Linked DNA regions of Homo sapiens: regions 1 and 2 are each linked to region 3. Evidence: chromatin contacts called from ENCODE Hi-C or POLR2A ChIA-PET data. All regions are on one chromosome and are shown on one strand. Each heading gives the region's core, a stretch centred on a gene start or an enhancer-like site at or near the end of the contact. The rest is flanking DNA. Distances are from core to core; before and after follow the strand shown. Region 1 holds the start of BRD3OS (BRD3 opposite strand). Region 2 holds the start of EXOSC2 (exosome component 2). Region 3 overlaps NTNG2 (netrin G2).

Region 1 (3,776 bases), core at 540-3,039, 1.8 Mb before region 3:
GCAGCACCTGGAGAATTCAAATGTCACAACAGCTGACCACGGAGGGGACTCTAGAGGGGAAGTGTCCTGTGCACCAGTCACACCGCGGCTGTGCTGAGGGGTTCGGGGGCCAATTCTGCGCTTCTTGGGTTCTTACACCACAGTTTGATCTTCACGTTCATTATTCAAAATCTTCCAGCAAGGATTGGAAATCAACAAGACAACTGAATGAAACTCAGGTCTGTTTTCCTCAAAGTGTGGTCCTGGGTTCAGGTGCTCACATCGGAATTACATAATTGTGCAAAACTTGGACTGCCCTGTGTCCCTAGAGACCTCGAGCTTGTTTTTGTCTCGGACCAAGATGGCCTCATTTCCATACTGTGAGTACCACATGCTTCGGCTCCTGCTCAGGTACGTCCCAGGTGGCACCGACTCCAACTTCTGCTGTTGCTGCTGCCAGATGAGCAAGGAGGTGTCCCTGTACCGGAGGCGGGCGTAGCCTTCAGACAAGGCCTTCTCTGCCAGGGGGACACGGCCACTCATCCCCTCCCCCGTCCCGCTGGACTCCTGGGAACCCTGCTGTTCTGAGACGGCCCACGCGCACTAAATTAACGGACAGCTTTCCCAGCTTTGGGGCTTAAGGATCCCTCGTTTAACTGAATGGTAGAAATTAGGAATTCCGCCCATTTGCAGGCAACGTCCTCAGGAGGGTTGTGTGGTGAGGAAATGAGGCGGCCTCACCATTCTGAAGACACCTGAGACCCATTCAGGGGACCGCACACAGGTCAGAGCGGCGCCCGGCCACAGCTCTTCCGGGTGCAGCTGTGTGGAATTGACAGGGACGAGGCGTCACACCCTGGGGGGTGATTCTGCCACCATGGCCTGGACCACTGAGCTTGAAGAGATGGATCCAGTGCCCTGAGGAAGGGACATGGTGGCCCCAGACGCAAGCTGGAAGGAGCTCCGGTGGCACGCCCCGCACGCATCTGTCCGGGCCAGCTTTCAGGGCAACGGCTGTTCTGACCCACCCTGGGGATCCAGCCCCAGCGTTTGTTCAGGTCTCGTCTCTCCCCAAAGGTGCTGCTGCAAAGGAACGAACGTGCTGTCAGGAGAGGGGAAGTCAAGCGCCCCGGCAGCGGCGGCAGTCTGCAGCGCAGCATCAAGTCTCTGGGGGTCAGCGGCCTAGATCGAGCTACTTACGTCCCGTGGGGCAGCCTGGGAGCTGGGTGGAGAGTGAGACGGGCGCCCAGTGCCAGCTTTTTCAGTCACTGGGAGGTGCTGGGGAGGCTGCTTGTTGGGGCTTCAGGGTCTCCATCTGTGAAACAGGAGCCAGCGGCGCTTGAAAGGGCGCGGGTTCCCGGAGACGCCGCCAGGCGTCAGCCCCGGGACCGGAAGGGGCCCCCAGGGCCGCCTTGCTGCTCCGAGCATCCAGCTCCCGTGAGGCCCCTGGACCCAAACAAAAACGATGTCAGGAGAAAACAAACAGGGAAGCATCGCAACCCACTCCCGAACGCCTTCCCAGCTGCGCAGCGTCAGGGACCTCCCCTCCTGGGATGCCTGCGCTAGGTCAGCCTCAGCTTCCCGGGCCCCCATCGCGCGTCCCCGCCACCTGCGCGCACCCTGGGGTCCCCGTCGCGTGGCCCGCGGCCCCCATCCCCGCGCCCCAGACCCCGCGCGCTCTGGGTCGCCCCATCCTCCAGCCCCCTATCGTCTGCCCGCATCCCCGGGTCCCCCACGTCGCCCGCCCCAGTCACCGCTCGTCGCGGGCCTCGGAGATGCGGGCAGCGGCGCGACGCACTGCGGGGCTCCCAGGGCGGGGCCGGCGGCCGCTGGGCCGTGTCTCCATGGCAGCGCCGCAGGCCTGGCGAGCCGAGCGCAGAGGCTGGGCAGGCGTGTGCGACGAGCCCAAGCCATCGATCGCTCCGCGAGGAGGGGCTGGGCCCGCCCCGAATAGGAACTGGAAGAGGAGGAGGAGGGGCTGGAGGAGGAGGGGCTGGAGGAGGAGGGGCTGGAGGAGGAGGAGGGAGGAGGAGGAGGAGCTGGGAGAGGAGGGGCTGGGAGAGGAGAAAGGGCTGGATGAGGAGGAGGGGCTGGAGGAGGAGGAGGGGCTGGGAGAGGAGGAGCTGAACGAGAAGGAGGAGCAGAAGGAGGAGTGGAGGAGAAGGAGGAGCAGGAGGAGGAGCTGGGGGAGGAGGAGGAGCTGAGAGAGGAGGAGGAGATGGAGGAGGAGGGGCTGGATGGTGAGGGGCTGGGAAAGGAGGAGGGGCTGGGAGCGGAGGTGGGAGGAGGGGCTGGCAGAGGAGAAGGGGCTGAGGAGGTACTGGAAAAGAAAGAGGAGCAGGAGCTGGAGGAAGACGTGGAGGAGGAGCTGGAGGAGGATGAAGAGAAGGAGTGGGACGCCCACAACCCTGTTAGTAAGACACTGCCGGACTGTATGGTCTTATCATCTTGGTTTTCGTATTTCTGCTTGTGTGGTTACTTTTGCCACTGCTGTTACTGCTTTTATTAGTATTCTTACTCTCAGTAATTGATACAATTATTTTTAATTAATTAAATGTCCGGGCTTACTATCTCAAAAATAGGTCTTGAATTTCTCCATCTCATCCAACCAAGCCAGGCCTCTATACTGCTCATTTGGACTCCTCAACAGCCCCATGAAAGCAAGGTCTATTTCCTTTTCTCACTCCACCTCCAATCATACTCCAATAGCACTCTTTTAGTATCTACCCTTTTCCCCTAATTTTATGGTTTTCTCCAATGCCAATTAAGAAAACTAGCATAATGGAACCTGGTGTGGTGGCTCACCTCTGAGTCCCACCTACTTGGGAGGCTGAGGCAGGAGGATCCCTTGAGCCAGGAGTTCGAGGCTGCAGTGAGCCATAATCATGCCACTGCACTTCAGCTGGGACGAAACAGCAAAACCCCATCTCTAAAAAAAAAGAAAATAAGCATAACAGACATCCAAGGAAGATGCTTAGTGTGAGCACTAAGCCCACAGCTGTGGAACGCACATTCTTTTTTTTTTTTTTTTTGAAAGGGAATCTCACTCTGTCACCCAGGGTGGAGTGTGGTGGCACGATCTCAGCTCACTGCAACCTCCGCCCCCCAGGTTCAAGCGATTCTCCTGCCTCAGCCTCCTGAGTAGCTGGGACTACAGGCGCCGGCAACCACGCCCAGCTAATTTTTGTATTTTTAGTAGAGACAGGGTTTCACCATATTGGCCAGGCTGGTCTCGAACTCCTGACCTTGTGATCCGCCTGCCTCGCACTTTCTTCACAAGTACCTACACAGGACGTTTAGCAAAACTGATCACATGCTGGACCATAAATCAGTTTCAACAAATTTGAAAACGTTTAAATCTTACATGATCTCCCAGTCTTCCGACCTGGGAAAAGACAGCAACCGAAGTTATACTGCTTTCAAGAGACACAAGAACAGGCCTGTATTCAAAGACCCATTTAACACTTTTACCTCTATCTGGCTGGGTGCGGTTTTCACGCCTGTAATCCCAGCACTTTGGGAGGCCTAGGCGGTCACATCACTTGAGGTCAGGAGTTCGAGACCAGCCTAGCCAACATGATGAAACCCTGTCTCTACCAAAAATATAAAAAATTAGCCCAGTGTGGTGGCAGGCGCCTGTAATCCCAGCTACTCAGGAGGCTGAGGCAGGAGAATCTCTTGAACCCAGGAGGCGGAGGTTGCAGTGAGCTGAGATTGCACCATTGCACTCCAGCTTGGGTGACAGAGTGAGACCCCATCTCAAAAAAAAAAAAAAAAAATTGCCTCTAAGCTAATAT
Region 2 (3,916 bases), core at 1-2,500, 1.5 Mb after region 3:
TCTTAAGATTTCCTAGGGGCCAGGCATGGTGGCTCATGCCTGTAATCCCAGCACTTTGGGAGGCCGAGGCGGGCAGATCACACTTGAGGTCAGGGGATCGAGACCAGCCTGGCCAACACAGTGAAACCCTGTCTCTACTAAAAAAAAAAAAAACCAAAAATTAGCTAGGCATGGTGGCGTGCACCTGTAATCCCAGCTACTCAGGAGGCTGAGGCAGGAGAATCACTTGAACCCAGGAGGCAGAGGTTGCAGTGAGCCGAGATCGCACGACTGATCTAAGACAGACTCCGTCTCAAAAAAGAAAAAAAAATTTCCTGGTATCCACTAACCTTAAACTAACAGGTTAAAGGGCAATGCTATGAATGCTGTGCCCCTTGTACATATACAAGTAAAAAAATAATAATAATAAAGGTTGAAACACTAGTGTTATCTATGATGATATAATGGCTGGTTTTACTTCTTTTCTTACATAATTGTCTCATTTAATCCTCATTACCGTATCATACTGTTATTATCACTATCTTACAGATGAGGAAACTGACCGTGGAGAGGCAATGCCGCTAATAAGATGTGATGGTAGCAGGACCGGAACCCCAACTGTCTGACTCAAGAGCCTTCCCTCTTAACCACAATACACTGCACTACACCCCTTAGATTCAAAATGTGTATAAATGGGTGCATGCAGCACAATGTAACTGTTTGCCCTAAGATCGAACAATTACGGATTCTAAACTGAAGAGGAGGCAGCCAAGAACGCCCACCGTCCCCTCAGAGAGCTGAAAACTGGAAAAGAGCCTGCACCTAACCCTCCCCAGCTTTCCAGGTCTCCCACAAGGAAGGATCAAAGATTTGGACTTCAGGCAGAAGACCCAAAAGTCACAGCCACCGGAGGTCAGGAGTGGAGGGTTTCAGGGAGCTGAGACAAATGCAGACGGGGACACACAAGATGCAGGGAGCAAGAAGCACGAGGCTCGGAAGCGAGGTGTGTAGGATGCTCAGACGAAGTGCCCTGGGTCCCGCGGGGAGTTACACACACAGGGATACGAGGCCTGGACCACGTGCAGAGAGCCCTGAAGCCGCTCTCTGAAGCCTCGACTCCCCCAAGTCCCCACGTACCGCATGAATCCTGTGTCCGTAGTGATTGTATCCCCCGGCACCACTAGATGTTTCTTAGTGTCGCGGCCCAGTCTCTCGCTAAGAGGCTTGCGAGCCACTGGAAGCCTCATCTCCATCGCCATCTTGGCGCCAATGAGTTGCGCAGGCGCAGCTCAGTCGGGAGCTGCGATATCCGACTCCACAACTCCAGGCCGCGTTCGGAGGGGCGGGGAAGGGCGGGGACTCAGAGCAGCTGCCAATGAGAACTCACGGCCTAGAGGCCATGTTTACAATTGGCAACAATAAGGCGAACCCGAAGGGAAGGGAGCCGAGCTGCCATGTCTACTATTGGCAAGGAAGCACCCGTGGAATAATAAAATCTCACGTTGTGTGGCGTGTGACTTTTTACCAAAACTGTCTTGTACTCATCATCCCATTTATTGTTTACCAGGGTTAGAGATAATTGAGAAACGGACCTCTGAGTTTCTGTCCAATTCTAAGCTGCTGAAATCCGATATTTTGTAAGAGAGAGCTCAGGAGGATGGAGAGATGGGATCTACAGAAAACACTATTTGAACAGAAAGAAGAGCCCCTTTCCACACGGTTCCCAGTAGCGCCAGGATTCTACATTGCGGCCGCCCCGTGGGTGCTGGCTCAACATCATCATCTATAACCCCAAACCGGGCTCCAGATACTTCTCACTTGGTTCTGTCCTTTCATAAGGACTCCTTTGAACAAGCTAATTTACTCCAATATTTCTTTTGGAAACAAGTTAAAAATCGTCTAAGAAAACAGGTCAAACCTTGCAAGCCAGGTATATTTGGTAGGGAAGGGAAGAGCACACACAATGCGAAGATCTTGGCTTGCATTTAGTTACACAGCGAGTTGAGCGCTCTCTGTGTGCCAGGCGCTGTTCTAAGGACTCAGCGGGGAACAGACGGATGTCTCTGTGGGTTTTTCTGCGGCTCCGTTTTAATAGGAGGGTACCCCTCGCCCCTTCTCCCCGTCCCCCACTACCCTCTCCCTCTCCTTGCCCTGCATTCACAAGAAACTAATTGGGGATGGTAACTCCCCATGCACAGGGACTCTAAAGACGATTAAATGAAATCATTGGCATCAGCTGTGGTCAGTAAAGCCGGTAAACCAAGTCCGCCTCCTGAAGAAAGATCCATCGAGCCAATTGTTTTATAAATCTCCAAAGCGACAGCATTTCTTCCACTTAAGCAAGTCTCACGACCACACTTAAGAAAGCCAGCCCTGCCAGGCAGTCGATGACATGAATGCTAGTGCCCCGAGGCCCTGGGTAAGCGGGCTGCCAGACCCTCGCCCTCTGCCGTGCCTGGAGGAAGGCACTAGAGCCCAGCCCCTCGGTCCAGTCCTGCCGCGGCCATAAGAGGGCGATGGTGTCCTCTGAGCTCGCGTAGCCCGGCAGCCGGGGAGCCAGGCCCAGCGAGCGGCCCTAGGCGGAGCGAGAGTGTAGGCCTGACACCATCCAAGTTCTTCCCGGGAGGGAGAGACGTCGCCTTTACCCCGCGCATTCTCACAGCGTTCACAAGGTTGGCATTGTGGATACCAGTTTATGGAGGAGGAAATCGAGGCCCCAAAAGGAATGGAATTCACATTAGCAGATGGCTGCAAAGCCGATGTGTGTTCCAACTGCACGCGATTTACCCCAGAGCCTGCACCCTTTACCAGAAATAGCCCGAGTGCTTCGGCTGGTCCTTTGCTGAGTGCTTTACAAATACTATGTTATGTATTCCTCACTTTCAGCCCATCTTCGAGATAGGCATTGCTATCCCTGATGATCACTTGGGGCCACCGAGCCCCCCAAACAGACCCGTAACTGGGACTAGAATCCAAAACGACAGGGACTCCCCCTCTCCCATCCCCAGTGCTCCTCTTTCTGCATCATCACACGCACCTTTTTTTATTTTTATTTTTTTCGAGACAGAGTCTTTGTCACCCAGGCTGGAGTACAATGACACGATTATGGCTTACTGCAGCCTCGTCCTCCTGGGCTCAGGTAATCCTACCACCTCAGCCTCTTGAATAGCTTGGACTACAGGCACATGCCACCAGGCTCGGCTAATTTTTTGTATTTGTCTTGTGAAGACAGGGTTTCACCGTGTTGCCCAACCTGATCTCGAACTCCTAAACTCAAGTGATCCGCCCACCTTGGCCTCCCAAAGTGCTGGGATTACAGGCATGAGCCACCAAGCCCGGCCACACTTACCCCTTTACGACCAGTAGACAAGTGGGTACCCGGAGACGAAGCAGCACATCCCAGGGGGCTTGTAAAAAGTATAGATTCCTTAGGCATTGAGGCTGTAAACCCCGAATATCTGAGACAGGTCTCAGTTAATTTAGAAAGTTTATTTCACCAAGATTGAGGATGTGCCTGTGGCACAAGCTCAGGAGGTCCTGACAACCTGTGCCCAAGGTGGTCGGAGCGCAGTTTGGTTTTATACATTTTGGGGAGACATGAGGCATCAATCAACATATGTGAGATGAATATTGGTTCGGTCTGGAAAGGCTGGACAACTCGAAGCTGGGAAGGGGCTTCCTGGTGATAGGTAGATAAGAAACAAATGGTTGAGGCCAGGCGCGGTGGCTCACGCCTGTAATCCCAGCACTTTGGGAGGCCGAGGTGGGCGGATCACGAGGTCAGGAGATCGAGACTACCCTGGCTAACACGGTGAAACCCCGTCTCTACTAAAAATACAAAAAAAAAAAAAAAAAAAAAATTAGCCGGGTATGGTGGCTGGTGCCTGTAGTCCCAGTTACTCGGGAGGCTGAGGCAGGAGAATGGCTTCAACCCGGG
Region 3 (3,474 bases), core at 199-2,698:
GAGAGGAGGCCAGGAGGGGCTGGTGTGTGGGCTCGGGACACTGTGAGTCCTATGCAGTGTCCCGTTGTGCCTCCCCCTCCTTTTCTGTGTTGTAATCTCCTGCTGTCCCCAAGGCCAAGTTTGTTCCACTTGGTCTTAGCTTAGCTTTGGGGACTCAAGGGAAGGACCCAGGTCTAAACCTCGCAGCTGGGAAAGAACAGGTGTGGTGGCAGAAGCCAGTGCTGGGAGCACCTGCAGGTGGAGCAGTGGCAGCAGTTAGCAACCAGGACCGGACCCCCGGCACTGCTCTGAAATAAACATAGGTGGACAGGAGGCTGGACCGAGGGGGAAGTGTGGCCCCAGGGCTGGAGACACCAAGCGGAGATGGGAGAACTGCTGGATCCTCTGAATCAGAGGCCCCAGGGGATGAGCCCCGAATCTAGGAGCTTCCTCACCACTCCCAAGCTGCCCCTGTCCCCTCCAGCACCCCTTCCTAATCTTGAGAAGGTAGGGAGGACAGGGCCGGCACGTCTGGGGTCTCTGCACTGCCCGCCTCTGCCCACCTGGCCATCTGAAACTCTGGAAGGAGGCGGTGGCCGAATTGTGGGTTCAGCTTCATCTGATATTGGACTTGAGGCTCCGGCTGCAACAGGTCTGAGATGACACATCCATCGGAGGTGGCCACCGAGACACAGTATAAATCAGAGCATTGGATTCAACCTCTGCTAGGATTCTCCCTGAGTCATTTCCCTTGGACTTCTGTAGAAAAGGGCCAATACACTCCGGATTTCTTTTTTGGGAAAGGAGGGAGGCAGCCTTTCAGTGTGGGGAGGCTCCTAACAGGTGGGGCACCTGCAGCCTGGCCGCGGGGTGGAAAACTCTGCCAGCCAAGCCTGCGGGGAGGGGGCACTGCCTGCTGGAATCCACAGAAAGGCCCAGGGAAATGGTGGCCCCAGTAGGGAAACCGTTTCTTTAAGGCTGTGTTGTGGATTCCTCTGTAAGCCCCACACCTGCCCACCGTCCCCAACACAGAAAGAAAACAGGCCGTGGAGGCAGCAGTGAGCAAACTCTTTACTCCTCGGATTCTCCACCATCGGCCCCCGCGGTGACCAGTGCTCCCGCCCCGTCCCCCTTGCAGGGGACAGTGAATACAAACAAAAATAGTTCTCTACAGAACGAAGTTTCCAGGCCCCCCACCCCTTCCTTCTCTCCTCCTCCCCCAGACGGTGAGTTCCGTGGTCACCGGGCCTCCGGTGAGGCCTGGGGTCTGGTGGGTTGCAGGAAAAATAAAGAATAGAAAACAGGACCAAGTCAGCGACTGGAATTGTAGGCAACTGGAGGTCGGGGTCCGCCGCCGCCCGTGAGCCTGGCACAGGCCAGGGGGTGTCGGCCACAGTCCCGTGTGTGTAAGTGTGGTGGGAGGCAGGACGGGGTGTGGGGCGAGCAGCGTTTCTCCCGACCCTCTGGCTCACCGCCAGAAAAAAAAAAAAAAAAAGAGAGAGAGAGAAAGACAAAAAAGGAACTGGGCGGCGGATAATACAAAAGAAAAACGAAACCAAATCGCAGGCGCGGGGACCGGAGTCCCAAGGCGCCCCTGCTGCGGGGGGAGGGCAGTGCGGGCGGGAGCGCGGGCCGGGCGGGGGGCCCTGCTGAGTAGCACCTGGGAGCACCTCGGGCCGCACCCTTCTCACCGCCCGGCCTCGGACGCCGGCCCCGCCCCGGGACCCCGGGACCCCCGGCCTCCGGGTGCGGGGAGCGTCCTCCGGGCGGGGCTCAGCGGCCCAGGCGGGCGGCCAGCCCCAGCAGCAGCAGGCAGCCGAGCAGGGTGGCGGGGCGCGGGGCGGCCCCGGGCGCGCGGTCGCAGTCCAGACCGCCGTCATCGTCGGCGGGGTCGCAGCGGGGCTGCTCGCAGCGCACGCCGGTGTAGCCGCGCGGGCAGGCGCAGCGCTGGTTCTGCAGGCAGGTGCCTCCGTTCTGGCACAGCAGCTGGTCGTCGTCGCACACGTTGGCTGCAGGCGGAGGGGGCGGTCAGCACGGGGGGTGGCCCGGTCCCCCCGCCAACCTCCGAGCTCCTGCGAAGCAGGGTGTGCGAGATCCCGGGGGCGCCGTCTGGGCCGGGGATGTAGGAGGCTCCAGGCGCGCTGGGTGCGAAACGTCCCCCCTCGGAGGGTGACGGCGCCCGGGCGAGATCTGGCCCCCGGCTGCCTCCCACCGCTGCCCCTCTCTCCCCGCCCCACTGGCCTCGGTGCTGTTCTTCAGACGCGCCTGCAGTCTCCAGAGCTGTGCACGTGCTGTTCCACGCGCCTGGAGCCTCCTTTCACCCTGTGCCCGCGGCTAACGCCGACTTGGACAGCCTCCCTCCCTCTGTCCCCGCAAATACCTTTCCAACCAACCCCAGCTCGGTCTTTCTCGTAGTTCCCACCAGGCACCACCGTGCCTCAGGTCGCATCAGGCCCCGCCCCGAGCTCTTGGACCCGCCCCTCGGCCCGGCCCCGGACCTCAGCAGCATCCTGTCCCCGCCCACCTGCCAGCTCCGTCTCGCTAGGCCCCGTCCACCGCCCCCGGGTCGGCCCCATCTCACCAGGCCCCTGCCAACTATCCCAACCCTGCCCCGCTCTCACTAGGCCCCACCCACTGCCCCGGCCCTGCCCCGTCTCGCGAGGCCCCGCCCACCGCCTCTTCCCCGTCCCACTAGGCCCCACCCACTTCCCCGGCCCTGCCCCGTCTTGCTAGGCCCAGTCCACCGCCCCTGCCCCGTCCCACTAGGCCCCGCCCACTGCCTCGGTCCTGCCCCGTCCCCTTTCCGCAGGCCCCGCCCACGGGGGACGGCGCGCACTCACGGTAGCAGCCCTGGCGCCAGTAGTGCGTGGGGAGGCAGTCGTCGCACTTGGGGCCCGCCGCGCCCTCGCGGCACTCGCAGAAGCCGGTCTCGTTGCACCGGTCGTGCACGGAGCCTATCTGGTTGCAGTTACACTCTGGACGGACACGGGCACGGGCGCGCGGTCAGGGCTACGTGTGGGCGCCGTCTTCTCGGACCCCCACTCTCCCGGCCTCGCAGGGAGCATCTCCACACTCCCCAGGGGATGCTCCCCACACTGGGTCCACGTGAGCCCGCGGCTGGACGGCAGGTGGGGACTTCCCAGGGTGGCCAGGCCTGGAGAGAAGACTCTGGCTTCCTTCCTTGGGATCAAACACGTCCCAGCCCCACCTTCCCCGCCCTGGCACTGGTGTGGCCTGGGTCAGCCCCTTCCCCTCTCTGGGCAACTAGAGGGGTCGCTGTCCTTCCCATCTCCAAAGAGCTATGACTCCGACAGGTGGCAGAAACTCAGCAGAGGCCACTGAGCATGTCTGGGGCTGCTGTGTTGTGGGGTGGCCCCCCTCCATAGCTCCTTTGCAGGGGAGTGGAGGAACAGCCTATTCCTGCTCCCGGGGTGGGCCCAGTTGGTTGCCTTGGGGCTCTGTGGGAGAGGGTGAATATCGTCCACCCTGAGAAAC

What was found. A loop is a pair of places that touch in the nucleus more often than their neighbours do. ChIA-PET counts read pairs that join two places held with the same protein, here RNA polymerase II (POLR2A). Pooled maps may share reads with other maps.
Region 1: a loop to region 3 is called in a map of CD8-positive, alpha-beta T cell, with 10 times the contacts of the local background. The contact joins the promoter of BRD3OS here to the enhancer-like site in region 3. A Hi-C loop is called at or near these places in 1 of 168 maps with a recorded cell type or tissue (CD8-positive, alpha-beta T cell), 1 of 37 single-sample maps with no recorded cell type and 7 of 50 pooled maps.
Region 2: a map of CD4-positive, alpha-beta memory T cell shows a loop between it and region 3 (16-fold over the local background). The contact joins the promoter of EXOSC2 here to the enhancer-like site in region 3. A Hi-C loop is called at or near these places in 1 of 168 maps with a recorded cell type or tissue (CD4-positive, alpha-beta memory T cell) and 7 of 50 pooled maps. POLR2A ChIA-PET finds 5 or more read pairs at or near these places in 1 of 52 experiments (activated B cell).

Annotation. Positions count from the first base shown.
Region 1 is chr9:134,023,494-134,027,269 of GRCh38, reverse strand. BRD3OS (BRD3 opposite strand) reads right to left here and starts at 1,789. Exons shown (of 3, transcript NM_001355256.2): 1 at 1,734-1,789; 2 at 1,180-1,425; 3 at 1-1,062. The coding sequence starts at 522. The coding sequence ends at 268. RefSeq lists silencers at 1,496-1,915, 2,226-2,355.
Region 2 is chr9:130,691,114-130,695,029 of GRCh38, reverse strand. EXOSC2 (exosome component 2) reads right to left here and starts at 1,250. Exons shown (of 9, transcript NM_014285.7): 1 at 1,117-1,250. The coding sequence starts at 1,238. RefSeq lists an enhancer at 998-1,187.
Region 3 is chr9:132,240,390-132,243,863 of GRCh38, reverse strand. It overlaps NTNG2 (netrin G2), which reads right to left. Exons shown (of 8, transcript NM_032536.4): 7 at 2,820-2,954; 8 at 1-1,988. The coding sequence ends at 1,753. Among named protein-coding and RNA genes, the nearest start is that of NTNG2, 80 kb to the right of the region's middle. RefSeq lists silencers at 1,605-1,674, 2,145-2,194, 2,345-2,834. Within about 2 kb of position 1,448, at least 15 of the 41 ENCODE cell types and tissues checked have a DNase peak (open chromatin) inside an H3K27ac peak, as active enhancers do.